2 separate regions of the Mus musculus genome follow, and region 2 is linked to region 1. A link is a loop called in an ENCODE intact Hi-C map of the cell type or tissue named here. Cell type or tissue: heart. All regions are shown on one strand. Each heading gives the region's core, and the rest is flanking DNA. Links, peaks and the distances in the headings are about the cores only.

Region 1 (6,028 bases), core at 1,741-4,240:
CTGCAAGTAGGTGTTCTTGCTGAAGAATTGCAGCCGGTGCCCCTGCAGTCGCCAGCAGTAAGCCCCATGACCCTAGAGTACAAAGCCACAAATGTGGCTTGTTTTTATCAGTTAGGTCATGACAGGATCCAGAGACTGACTCAACTAGAGTCTCTGTCATTGCCAAGAAGTCATGCACCACCTGAGAGATGCTAAATGGGCTTCCAGCACGCAGGCTGCCTTCTTAAGAACCACAGGACAGCCAGGGTTTCCTCCCCAAACCCAGGAGTTGGTTATCTGGGATTCCAGAACAGGGTGACTCCTCATTTAAGAATTGAGACATGTTTTGCTAGGGTTAAGGTCAGAGTTAGGACTGAGTTAAAAAGAAGTATTTTTATAATTGAGATGGAGTTCTGAAGAATGGATGACACCAGGTAATCCCTAATGTAACAATGGTCAGGTGAAAGAGGACAAGAGGGAGCTTCCGACTTCAGTCATGGAGTTGGGGACAGTGACAGACAGCGCACCCACCAAGAGAAGACAGGCAAGAAAATAGCTGAATGATGAGATCTAGCAGTTGCAGAATGTCACAAGAGATGGCACAAAGAAGGAAATACAGGCAGATGGAGAAAAACTGGATTTGGTCTGGAGTGTACTAGATAGAAATTCCCAGGAGGGAATCCCAACTGGTAACAAGTCCTGGCTTCAACCAACGGTTATTTTGAAAGTCCTCCAGAAGGAGAGGAGAGGGCAAGCACCGGGGTCAGTTCTGTCCGAATGAATGGGATGGGAGGGAGCTAAGTTTTAGTGTCATGGGTCCAGTGGGGACTGCTTTGTGCAAGCAGATAGGTCTTCTAAGATGGGAAAGGTTTTCTAGTTTAGCAGTTGTGGGGCAAGGAGAATCATTTTGTGTGGTCTTGACCATCAAAGGTCCAGGTGGGATGGTAGGCATCTGCCAGGTAAACCAGGTCTCCTATCTGGAAGGCTGTGTTTTCCTTCTCAGTGGGGAAGGGGAGGGAGGATTTAAGATGGTGGGATAAATGCCCAAGGGAGAATGCATGACCTTGAAGGGACTGAAGTTTGTGGGATTTGGGGGCAGAACCTCACAGGGGCTAGAGGAAGAAGCTTTATCCAGTCTCATCAGCTCTAGGAGTTTGGTCGGTTTCCTTAACGGTTGAGTTCGTTCCCTTTGCAGAGACTGTGAGTGATAAGGGATGTGGAACTTCCAGGGTATGTTAAGAAATGAGGTGTTGTGAGATAACTGAAGTGAACCCTTGGACAGAATAGCGGCTGAGAGGCCAAAGAGGAGAATTACGGCAGAGAGAAGGAGCTGGGTGATGGTAGAGGCTCTTTTGTTGGCAATAGGAAACTCCTCCACCCATCCCGAAAAAGTGTTGTTCAGAACCAAGAGATATTTGTATCTTTACCTACAGCCTATGTATTGTCAGTCTGCGACCAGCAAAAGCCCTCTCATTGGTGAACAGGGAAGGTGGTGAGCTGATGTTAATATGCAAGTAGATGTCTCAGTCTGGAAGAGCTGCAGAAGAAAACCTTTATCTTCTGGTCTCAGCCTGACTGGGTATTATGAGGAAAGTGAGAGTCTGATTAGCTGGGCAGAATGGGAAGTGTGTGTAAGAACCTCAGGCATGGGGGGTGGGGGGAGGGGCTTGAGGGTTAATGTATGTGTGAACATTATAGGGTGTGAGCGTTGAGTTTCTGTCCCTTGAGGTCCTGGTGGGTGAGAGCAGCTTCCCTGGCCAGTTTATCCACTGTTTTATCAGCCAGGGAGACATACTGTCAATCCTTTTGGCGTCCCCTGCAGAGACTGTGGTGGTGGGTAGCAATGCCACCTCTAGGAGTTTCTGTATATGGGTGGCATTGGTAATAGCTGATCTTCTTTGTGTTAGGAATCTGGGTCTCCAGATTGGAGTAGATAATGTTGTAGGCATACTCGGAGTCAGTATAGATGTTAACCTGTTTATCATTGGCCAGGACGGGGGCTCTTGTAAGAGCTGTCAGTTCTGCCTGTGGAGAGATGGGGGGCTTGTGGTGGGGGAGTGGGGTGTCCTTGGATAACGGCATATCCAGCTGCACGTGTGTGCAGATGTTGTTGGAACTACCACATGTGCCAGTCCACGGTCTGTGGGGAGAGGTAAATGAGATTCGTGAGAATGGATTTATGGAGAGACCCAGGATCTCAGAGCAGAGGTGATGGGAGGCTGTGGCTGAAGAGGTGGTAGATCCAAGGGAGCAGGGTTGAGTGAAGGGGAGAGTTCAAGGGTAAGGTTGGGGTCCAGAAGAAAGGCATGGAGGATGTGCACCCCAGGTGGGAGTCAGGAGCGGAAGCCTTGATGGCTTTGGAGACCCTCGAGGAACTGTAAAGTAAGCTCATAAAGCAGCTGTGTCGTGAGGATTTGTTACCTTCTGGAACTTGGAATGAAGCGGTAGTCAAGGTTTATAAGCGCAGGGCCGAGCCTTTTGCAACCATGTCCAGTTGTTTCAACAGATAAGCTATGGGAGACTAGGAATCCCATGCTACTGGACAGCTGCCAGCACTTGCCTCTGAATGCAGTGAAGGAAAGAAAGAAGAGTCCAAGGGGAGCAGAAGTGACAGGGTAGGGCCTGGGACACGGTGTTTCAGCTGATCTATGAGGCTCTAGCAGGACTGTAGAGGGAGAAGAGGTTCCTGAATGCGCCCCCTAGTGGCTTAGAGAGGGTGTGCTATGCATGAGAAGTTAGGGATCCAGATATGGAAAAAATGAAAGGCCCAGTAAATTATGAGGTCTTCCTTTGTCTTGAGTAAGGGGTGTGTGAGCAGCTCTGAACCCAAGAAGAGGATGGAGAGGCTCCTAGCGGGGAGAGACCTAGATAATCAACAGTGGGGGATGCAGACCTTGTCCGGAACACCCAGTAGCCTCAGGAACCCAGAGCACTGAGGAGTGTTATGGGTTGGCAGAGTGTCCTGGTGAGGTGAATGTCCTACAGAAGAGAAGGTTGTCCACATAGTGCAGAAAGAAAGTCAGACAAGTCCAGGGAAGGTAGAGCTCCTTTTGTAGGACTTGACCAAAGAAGTGGGGGTTGTCCTGGAAGCCCAGGTAGGAGCGTCCAAGTGAGTTAGAGTGTTGGGGTCTCCTCAGGTGAAAGTATACAGAGGAGTGGAGGCAGGGCATACAAGTAAAGATCTTTTAAGTCGAAAACTGAAAAGCAGGCAGTGCTGGTGGGCATGGATAAATGGGGGTGATAGCAGCTAGGGGACTGTGGGAAAATGGGCTTTATAGCCTCCTTAATTTTTCTAAGGCAATCAAGTAAAAATGTACAACTATCCATTTGCAGATAGCATTATTAAAAGCTAGAATTAACAACTGATTTTAGGAAAATTGAAAAATACAAAATCAGTTGGATTTTTTGTTTGTTTGTTTGTTTTAAAAATAGGATTACCGAGCCGGGCGTGGTGGCACACGCCTTTAATCCCAACACTCGGGAGGCAGAGGCAGGTGGATTTCTGAGTTCGAGGCCATCCTGGTCTACAGAATGAGTTCCAGGACAGCCAGGGCTACACAGAGAAACCCTGTCTCAAAAAAAAAACAAACAAAAAACAAAAACAAAAACAAAAACAAAAACAAACAAAAAAAATTACTAAGAACAATTCCCAACACGCTGCGACTCCAGATCCAGTGGATTTGGTGCCCTCTTCTGGCCTCCATGGGCATCTGCACATATGTGATGCACATAAATTTAGGCAAGTACATATACATACATATAAATAGAAGTAGAGTAATAATAAGTTCTTTGTTTTTATTTGATATGTTTGGGTGTTTTCCTGCATTTATGCCTGGTACCTGTGGAGGTAAAACGTCAGATTCCCTAAAGCTGGAGTTACAGACAGTTGTGAGCTACCATGTCGGTGGTAGGAATCAAATCTGGGTCCTCTGGAATACAGCCAGTGAGTGCTCTTAACTGCTGAACCACCTCATGTGCCTCCAGGGTCAAGTTTTGATACAGGCTGGCTTCAAAATCCTGATTCTTTTGCCTCTATCTCCCAAGTGTTGGAATTCCAGATGTGGGCATCCACTCCTGGCTCACTTGCATTTCTTTATATCAGGAACAATCTTTATAAAAGAGAAGGGGAAACTTACACTGACGTAATATAAATATAACTTAATACGTAGGGATACATTTACTCAAGGAAGTGAAAGATCTGTATCCTGAAAGCTAGAAAACATTGGAGTTGAAAAAGTCACAAATAAGTAGAAAGATATTTCATGCTATGAACTTGAATAGATTTGAACGTACTGTTCAAATGTATCTAGTATGTAAAATGATAAACACAACTTCTATCAAAATCCCAATGATGTCTTGCACAGAAACTGAAAATAGTATTAACATGGAGGCAGAGAAGACTCCTCCTAAAGCCAAGACAATTCTGAAACAAATAGGAAGGTACCACATGTTTTGTTTTTATTTTATGTGTATGGATGTTTTGCCTGCATGCAGGTCTGTACATCATTTGTGTACCTGGTACTCCCAGAGGCTGGAAGTGGGCATCAGATCCCCTGCAGCTGGAGCTACAGATCATTGTGAACTGCTATGTGGCTGCTGGAAATTGAATCAGGTGCTTTGGAAGAGCAGCAGGTTTTCTTAATCACCGAGTCATCATTCCAAACCTGAGATTTCATGTTTCTTGATTTCAAAGTATATTACAAAGCCACTGCAGCCTTTGTGCTGCTGGCACAAAAGGCACTTATCAATGGAACAGAATACAGAGCACAGAAACAAAGCCATGGATTACATGCAAATGCTGGCTGGCATAGTGCACTGTTTCGCTGCACGTTGCAAATCCTTAATTTTTCTAGACAAGCCTACTACAGGTTGGCTTGGAACTCACTAGGTAGCTGAGAATGGACTAGAATTCACAGCAGCCCTCCTGTCTCAGACTGCTGAGTGCTAGGATTATGTGTGTGAGCCATTATGCTTCAATGTTTATTATTTGTATGTGTAATGTGTGCACACACCTGTGTGTGAGTATAGAAAGAACATGAAGGGGAGGAGCCCTGCTCCATCACTCTCCATCAGTGTTGGGCATTTCTTGACAAGGGTTACCTTGTTTGACCGTTGTTGATCTACATTCACTTGTCATTATTCCAGTGTCAGCCTTTGCCATACCTTCTGCATACTTCAGACTGTTGCTAGGCTGGCCAGTAGCCAGTATGCCTGAGTGATTCTCTCCTTTCCCTCCACAGTGCAGGGTTATAGGCACTTGTAGCCACGCATAGTTTTTAAATTTACATGGGTGCCTGTAGGAAGAACAGCAATATGAACTAACCAGTACCCCCTGAGCTCATGTCTCTAGCAGCATATGTAACAGAAGATGGTCTACTCGGCCATCATTGGAAGGAGAAGCCCTTGGTCTTGCAAAGATTATATGCCCCAGTACAGGGGAATGCCAGGGCCAGGAAGCAGGAGTGGGTGGGTTGGGGAATGGGTGGGGGGAAGATATAGGTGACTTTTGGGATAGCATTTGAAATGTAAATTAAGAAAATATCTAATAAAAAATTGTTAAAAAAAAGAAAAAAAAACTTACATGGGTGCTTGCATAGCAAGCTCTCTTCCCTAGTGAGTCATCTCCCCGTGCCCACCGTCCAATTTTTTCTTTAGAAATGGAAACTTAGAGGCTGAGAAGATGACTGGGTCAGTGAGGTATCTGCTGCACAATCATGAGGACTTGAATTTGGATCCCCAGCACCCACATAAAAGCCAGGAGTGGTGGCTCATATCTGTAACCCTAGCACTTGGGCCAAAAAGACAAATAGAGCAATGGGGCTCGTTGGCTCCTCAGGCTCTAGAAAGGGTGAGCTCCAAATGCAGTAGGAGACCACCTAAAACAATAGGGATGGTCAGTAATAAAACACTCACTGCCTCCCTGTGCTTTCCACATAAGCACATGCATGGACACACACCCTCAAGCACGTATGTATGAGCATCTAAACAGCACATATACACAGGCAAGTGTGCCCACATACATGCATGCTTATGTGGATGCATAAGCACA
Region 2 (6,028 bases), core at 1,866-4,365, 68 kb before region 1:
GGAGCAAGTCCCAAAGCTACATACAGCTAAGCATGGGTCCTCCAAACTGTCATCACTGAGAATAGATTCTCAGTTTCATCCTGGTACTTCAAGAATTCGGACAACTATGGGCCACATCACTTTTACACCATTGGTTTCCCTTCTGAGGCATTTTTATTTGTTTGTTTGTTTAGAACCTGGTCTCACTATGTAGTTCTGTCTGTCCTGGAACTTGGTATGTAGACTATGCTAGTCTTAAACTCATAGTGATCTGCTTCTCAGAGTCCTAGGATTAAAGGTGTACATTATCACCCCCAGACCCATGATCTTTTAATCAAACTAGCAGCTATGACACAAGAGAGAAATCTTTCCTTTAAATAATCCTTATATTTAGAATCCACGTATGAGAAAAACTTGGCTGTAGTTCTTTCAAATGCAGCTTTTACTGAAGAAAACCCAAAATACCTTCCATTTACTCTGAGCCATATATTTCTGCAGCAGTTGTTGGGATCTGAGGCGAACGTTGGAGCCCGAGGCTTTGGCAGGCAGGTGACTTAACCACTCGTGTTTCAGGCACTGTGTGGCGCTCATCCTACAGCTGTGGAGTCAAACATCAGTATATTGAGTTGAGCTTGTCTTTGTGAGTTGTCTAAACGTCTGTTCTGTTGGGTGAAAAGTCTGAGTCTATGGTTCATCGTTCTGGCAGATTCATGCCACGCTCTCAAACCTCCCCTCCCTACAGGAGCCAGTGAAATCTATCAGTAAAAAGTTCCCTGACCTCTACAGAAGATTGTGACCTAGGGACTCACCACTGCCTCCCACAGAGGGCTGGGAAGCTAAGGCAGAACAATGGAAGGCCAGCTGCTACTAGAATTGCTCTTAGGAGAACATGATACTTGAACAAAATCCATTTCTCCTGGAGGAGTAGAGCATTAGCCAGCTCATCTGAATTACAGATTGATTACAGAAAGATTTTACAGTAAGAAACTGAAGATCCATGAGCACTGAGCTGTCCTGAAGCCTGGATGCTTGGGCCTTTCTCCTGGGGTGTACTTTTGTGTCAATTTCCAATTATTTTATGTCTGAGTATCAAGAAAACCTCAATGGCTCAATCTATGACTTTCATAAAGTTCCATGTGTTGGCCAGTTTTAAGTCAACTTGAAACAAGCTAGGGTCATTTGAAAGGAGTGAACCTCAACTGAGAAAATGACTTCATAAGTCGGGCTGTGGACAAGCCTGTAGGGCCTTTTCTTGATTAGTGATTGATGTGGGAGTGCCCAGCCTATGGTGGGTGGTGCATCAGCTATCCCTGGGCTGGTGGTCCTGGCTTCTATTAAAAAAAAAAAAAAAAAAAAAAGCAGGCTGAGCAAGTCAGTAAGCAGCATCCCCCCATGGCCTCTGCATCAGCTCCTGCCTCCAGGTTCCTGCCCTCACTGCTTTTGATGATGAACTGTTATACAGAACTGTGAATGAAATAAACCCTTTCCTCCCCGTGTTGCTTTTGGTCATGGTGTCTCATCACAGCAGAAGTCACCCTAAGACTTTGCTGAAGTCTAAGAATGCCTTTGTGACCAAGAAATGAAGTACTCAGACCTGTATTCCAAGGGTGATATCTACATACCTCAACTTTTTTCAACATTAGCTTATTATAAGTGGTAACATGGAAATAAAACTCATTTGTGATATAACTCTTCTAAGACTCTGCTGTCTAGCTGCTGCTCATTTTAATATTCCAAGCAAGTAAAAGACTAAGAAATTTCTCAGGAAGAAAGAATTCAGCATACTAGCTCAGCACGCAGATCAGGGCCCATTATAATGGCCACTGAATGACCAGCAAGTAAAAATACCTCTTCTCTTTGACCAGTAACCGGGAAACAAAGTCCTTGGCTTCCTCCGACAGCCCTTTGAAGGTATCAGCATCGAAATCCCAGCTGCAGTTCACAATAAAATTCATGGTCTCTGCATCTGTCTCCCCTAGAAATGGGGACAAACCACTGAGTCTATGGAGAAGAGAAAGGACCATGAGTATATCACAAGCTCAGTGTATCACAAGCTCGACTTCTGTAACTGCTCCATTGCATAAATTGGCTTCGCATGTTCTCATGAAGGTGGGAGATGGGGGAGAGGACATTCTGAACAATCTCCTATCTCATGCAGCTCTTTCCTTATCTCTACAGCAATGGCTCTCAGCCTTCCTAATGCCACCATTTAATAGTTGCTCATGTTGTAGTGACCCAACCATAAAATTATTTTCATTGTTATTTCATAACTGTAATTTCACTACTGGTATGAATTATAATGTAAATATCTGTGTTTTCTGATGGTCTTAGGTGACCCCTGGGAAAGGGTTATTCCACCCCCAAAAGGGGTCAAAACCCACAGGTTGAGAACCACTGCTCTAGAGTAACTGTAAAGTGTATTCTAACACAATGTGTCCACTAATCAGGTCTGTATTTATTGACTTTTGCTGTTGTTTGAGACAGGATTCTCGTGCCGGGCGGTGGTGGCGCACGCCTTTAATCCTAGCACTTGGGAGGCAGAGGCAGGCGGATTTCTGAGTTCGAGGCCAGCCTGGTCTACAAAGGGAGTTCCAGGACAGCCAGGGCTACACAGAGAAACCCTGTCTCGAAAAACCAAAAAAAAAAAAAAAAAAGAAAAAAGAAAAGAGACAGGATTCTCTAGTTATCCCTGGGTGTGCTGAAACTCACTATTATGACATACCAGGCTGGACTTGAACTCAGAGAGATCCTTGGGCCTCTGCCTCCTGAGTGTTTGGGATTAAAGGCACCAGCCACCATGTTCAAACAGCTTTCTATTTCTCTGATTCAGGCTCTAATAGATACTATTGTCCTTGAAGCCCATGAAATATTAGCTTTACTGGGCTCAGGCTAAGGCAGAGAGGCAAGATAACCTAGCTGACTGACTAAGGCTTTAAACTTTCCCTGCAGGATACAGCCAACACAAAGCCTTTTGTAGTCCCTGGGGGCCATCAAAGAAAGCTTAGCTAAGCATGGGTGTGTGTGAGCCAAAAGCAGCATTCCTCTGTGGTTTCCACTTCAAGTTCCTTGAGTTCCTGCCCTGTCCCCCCCCCCCCCCCAGTGTTGGTAGTATCTGAACCTCTGACCGCTCCTAAGTTGCTTCCATCCAAGTCTTATTACAGCAACAAGAATGAAACTAGAACAGGCTTAAGAAAATAGCTCAGGAAATCCAGTCAGAGAGAGAAAAGGAGCCACTCTTTGACATAACCACACAACACTGTTAATGTACCTCTTCTCTGACTGGTACCCAGTACCTGCATCTCTTTGCTTGATGTCTTTCCAACTGAAGCTTGTTTTTTATCACCCCGAAATATCAGGAAATTGACTCAGGCCCCACACTTAAGAACAACCCACAAAGAAGAAAGAACTGCTAGGAACCAACTCTTTCACCCCTCTGATAAAAATGCTCTGAGGGATGTTCTGCAATGGATTCCAGAGTTTCCCAGCCTGGTACATGTGTATTTCCTTTCTGTGCTATAAACAAGTCTTTCTCAATTTTGGGGCTCCTCCCAGCACTTCTCATCCTGACCTCAACCCTAAACCTTCCCCTCCCAGGGTCTTGGCTTCTCTTCCCTATGTAACTCAGCCATTTTGACTGCATGTTCTCTTGACTGTCTTTGTTGCCATGTGCTTTCTTGGTCTCTTGGCTTGCTCTTAGCCTCTTGGTCTTTGGCTTCTCCCTTGGTCCACTTGCCCCCCCCCCATTCCTCTTTTGCCTCCCCACCCCTATTCATGGTCTAGTTCAGTCTGGACTCTTCCAGATGCCTCTGGCTGTGCTCTACCTCATATCTGCAATAAAACCTTCTCAACTATACTTAGGAGCAGACATGTCCCCATTTTCATTCATCTGATGCTGAAACCACAGGATTGGTATAAATGAGCTCCCTTCCAAGAACTTGGCCTCTTCCAACCAAGCTGCTGATTTGACTCTCCTGAGATCATTTGCTACCACCTACCATATCTGACTCCAAATTCTAGAGTCCACCCCCTCAGCTGTTTCTTCCCTCCACCTGCTCCAACTGTATCTGCTTCCTTGCCTACTCTGTAAGTATCCTTTTTTCTGGCTTGGAGTCTCCTACACTCTCTGGCATGCCCACCACATGGGCATCTCTCTACTAAGAAACCTCCTACACCCTCTGGGACCCATCATGAAGGTGGACCCAGTCCACCTTCAGCAGTTTTCTCCTCTATCTGTTCTAACCACTCATCTCTCCTCTTCTTCTCAGTATCATCCCAGAGCTACCTGCTTTGTCTGCTATTACTACAAAAGCCGTACAGGTATGCTGGAAAGCTCCTCTTGCTCTTCTGGGCCTCTACCACATAGAAAGAGACACCTCTCCTCTGTGATTTGGGACATATCTCTGATAAGTATCTCAATCTGCTTGGGGAGACCAAAGATTGAAATTCTTGTTACTACAACTCTTACTTCCTCTACTTCCTTTGTTCTTAAAGCACCATCCTGGATCATCCTTGACTCTCCTAGGAGGCAATCCTTTAGCTTCTTTGTACCCTCATGGTCTCTATAAATTCCCTTGGGTCACCTTAAAGAAAGGGACCTCACTTGAGAAAATGCCTCCATAAGATCTGGCTGTAGGGCATTTTCTTATGAGTGGTTGATGGGGAAGAGCCCAGCCCATTATGGGTGATGCCATCCTTGGGCTGGTAGTCCTGGCTTCTATAAGAAAGCAGACTGAGAAAGCCACAGGAAGCAAGCCAGTAAGCAGCACTGCCTCCAAGTTCCTGCCCTGTTTGAGTTCCTGTCCTGACTTCCTTTGATGATGAACAGCGATATGGAAGTATAAACCAAATAAATCCTTCCCTCTCCAACTTGATTTTTGGCCATGGTATTTTGTCCCAGCAACAGAAACCCTAAGACAGCAAATAACTAAAAATAAAACAAGTTTGTTTAGATCAGTTATACTTAATAAAAAACGGTCCTCAAACTCTTCAGAGACCTGCCAAATACGACATATAAAGTGCTTAATTAAAAAAAAAACAACAACAACAACAACCCTCCCATGATAGAAATTCCAGCTCCTAGAAGTGACCTTAAAGTCTCCAAAGAAGACAATGGAGCACAGAAGACTTCTCCTGGATTATGGTAATGATGACCACTGGCAAAGAACTGCCCCATGTCTCAATCACTGATTCTGCCAAAACTATGGACGCTGTTGGGTTGACTGCCACACTCTGCCTTGCCACAGCAAGTCAGTTTTTCTAGGTTCCTCCTCCACAGGAAAATCTCTGAGTCTGGCAGCTGAAGATGTTATCCTGACCATTTTTTTTTTTTGGATATACCTAGGATAATATAAAAGCAGGCTAGAAATAAAGTTGCTTCAGCCTCAGTACGGGTTGGAATCATGTTGCTATTTTGTCTGTTTTTCTTTTTCAATCCTTACTCCTTCACTTGAGACCCTATTGACTGACTGAGCTGGCTTGGTCATTCATAGAAGCCATCAAGATTAAGGGAACCTAGCATAACCATCCAGGCGGTGGTAAGTCTATCATTTTAATTGATATATAGGCTATTTGGATTATACTTCCTGTTATAATTTATCCTTCTCAGATTTCTGATAACATTGATGACTTATTGTAGCTTTATGTTAAGAGCAGCAAGCACCCAGCTCCTCCCTCAAGGATGCATATAGCTAGCTGCCTATTCAGTTCAGGCTTCTCTTTCCTAGAGCTACTGTGTCTCCAGCTGAGAAAGGCAGACACCATTTGCTTCGCTGTAAGACTTCACCCTGAAAGAGAGAAACTTACAAAACAGGTTTCAACATAATTTTTTTACTATTCCTTCATTTTAAGAATATTGCATTGCAATGACTGCTCTCATTCATCAGTCACTTGTATCTTGCCAGGAGCCATCTAGGAGAAGCTAAAAACTAGCAGGTGATCGTCCTGAGATGGTTCCGCCATGGATTAAAATCTATGATGGATTTGCTCCTTTAGGCAAGGCTGAGGAGCATTTCATTTTAGGAAGGATTCCTGCTATTAATATGCCTTTTCT

What was found. A loop is a pair of places that touch in the nucleus more often than their neighbours do. Peaks named below come from ENCODE experiments on the same cell type or tissue, not always from the same donor. Only the 100,000 strongest peaks of a DNase experiment are listed, where the experiment ranks them.
Region 2: a loop joins it to region 1, with 2.6 times the contacts of the local background. A loop is called at or near these places in 4 of 42 quality-filtered maps.

The regions. Positions count from the first base shown.
Region 1 is chr8:85,395,068-85,401,095 of GRCm38, forward strand. No RefSeq gene overlaps it. Among named protein-coding and RNA genes, the nearest start is that of Mylk3, 33 kb to the left of the region's middle. In heart, for the core only: CTCF peaks have their summits at 2,690 (motif pointing left) and 3,708 (motif pointing left); a DNase peak (open chromatin) is centred at 2,674; H3K27ac peaks cover 1,055 bases.
Region 2 is chr8:85,326,704-85,332,731 of GRCm38, forward strand. Mylk3 (myosin light chain kinase 3) reads right to left here. Exons shown (of 13, transcript NM_175441.5): 11 at 1,828-1,980; 12 at 445-577. Among named protein-coding and RNA genes, the nearest start is that of Gm22336, 15 kb to the left of the region's middle. In heart, for the core only: no CTCF peak of the experiment used is centred there; a DNase peak (open chromatin) is centred at 2,968.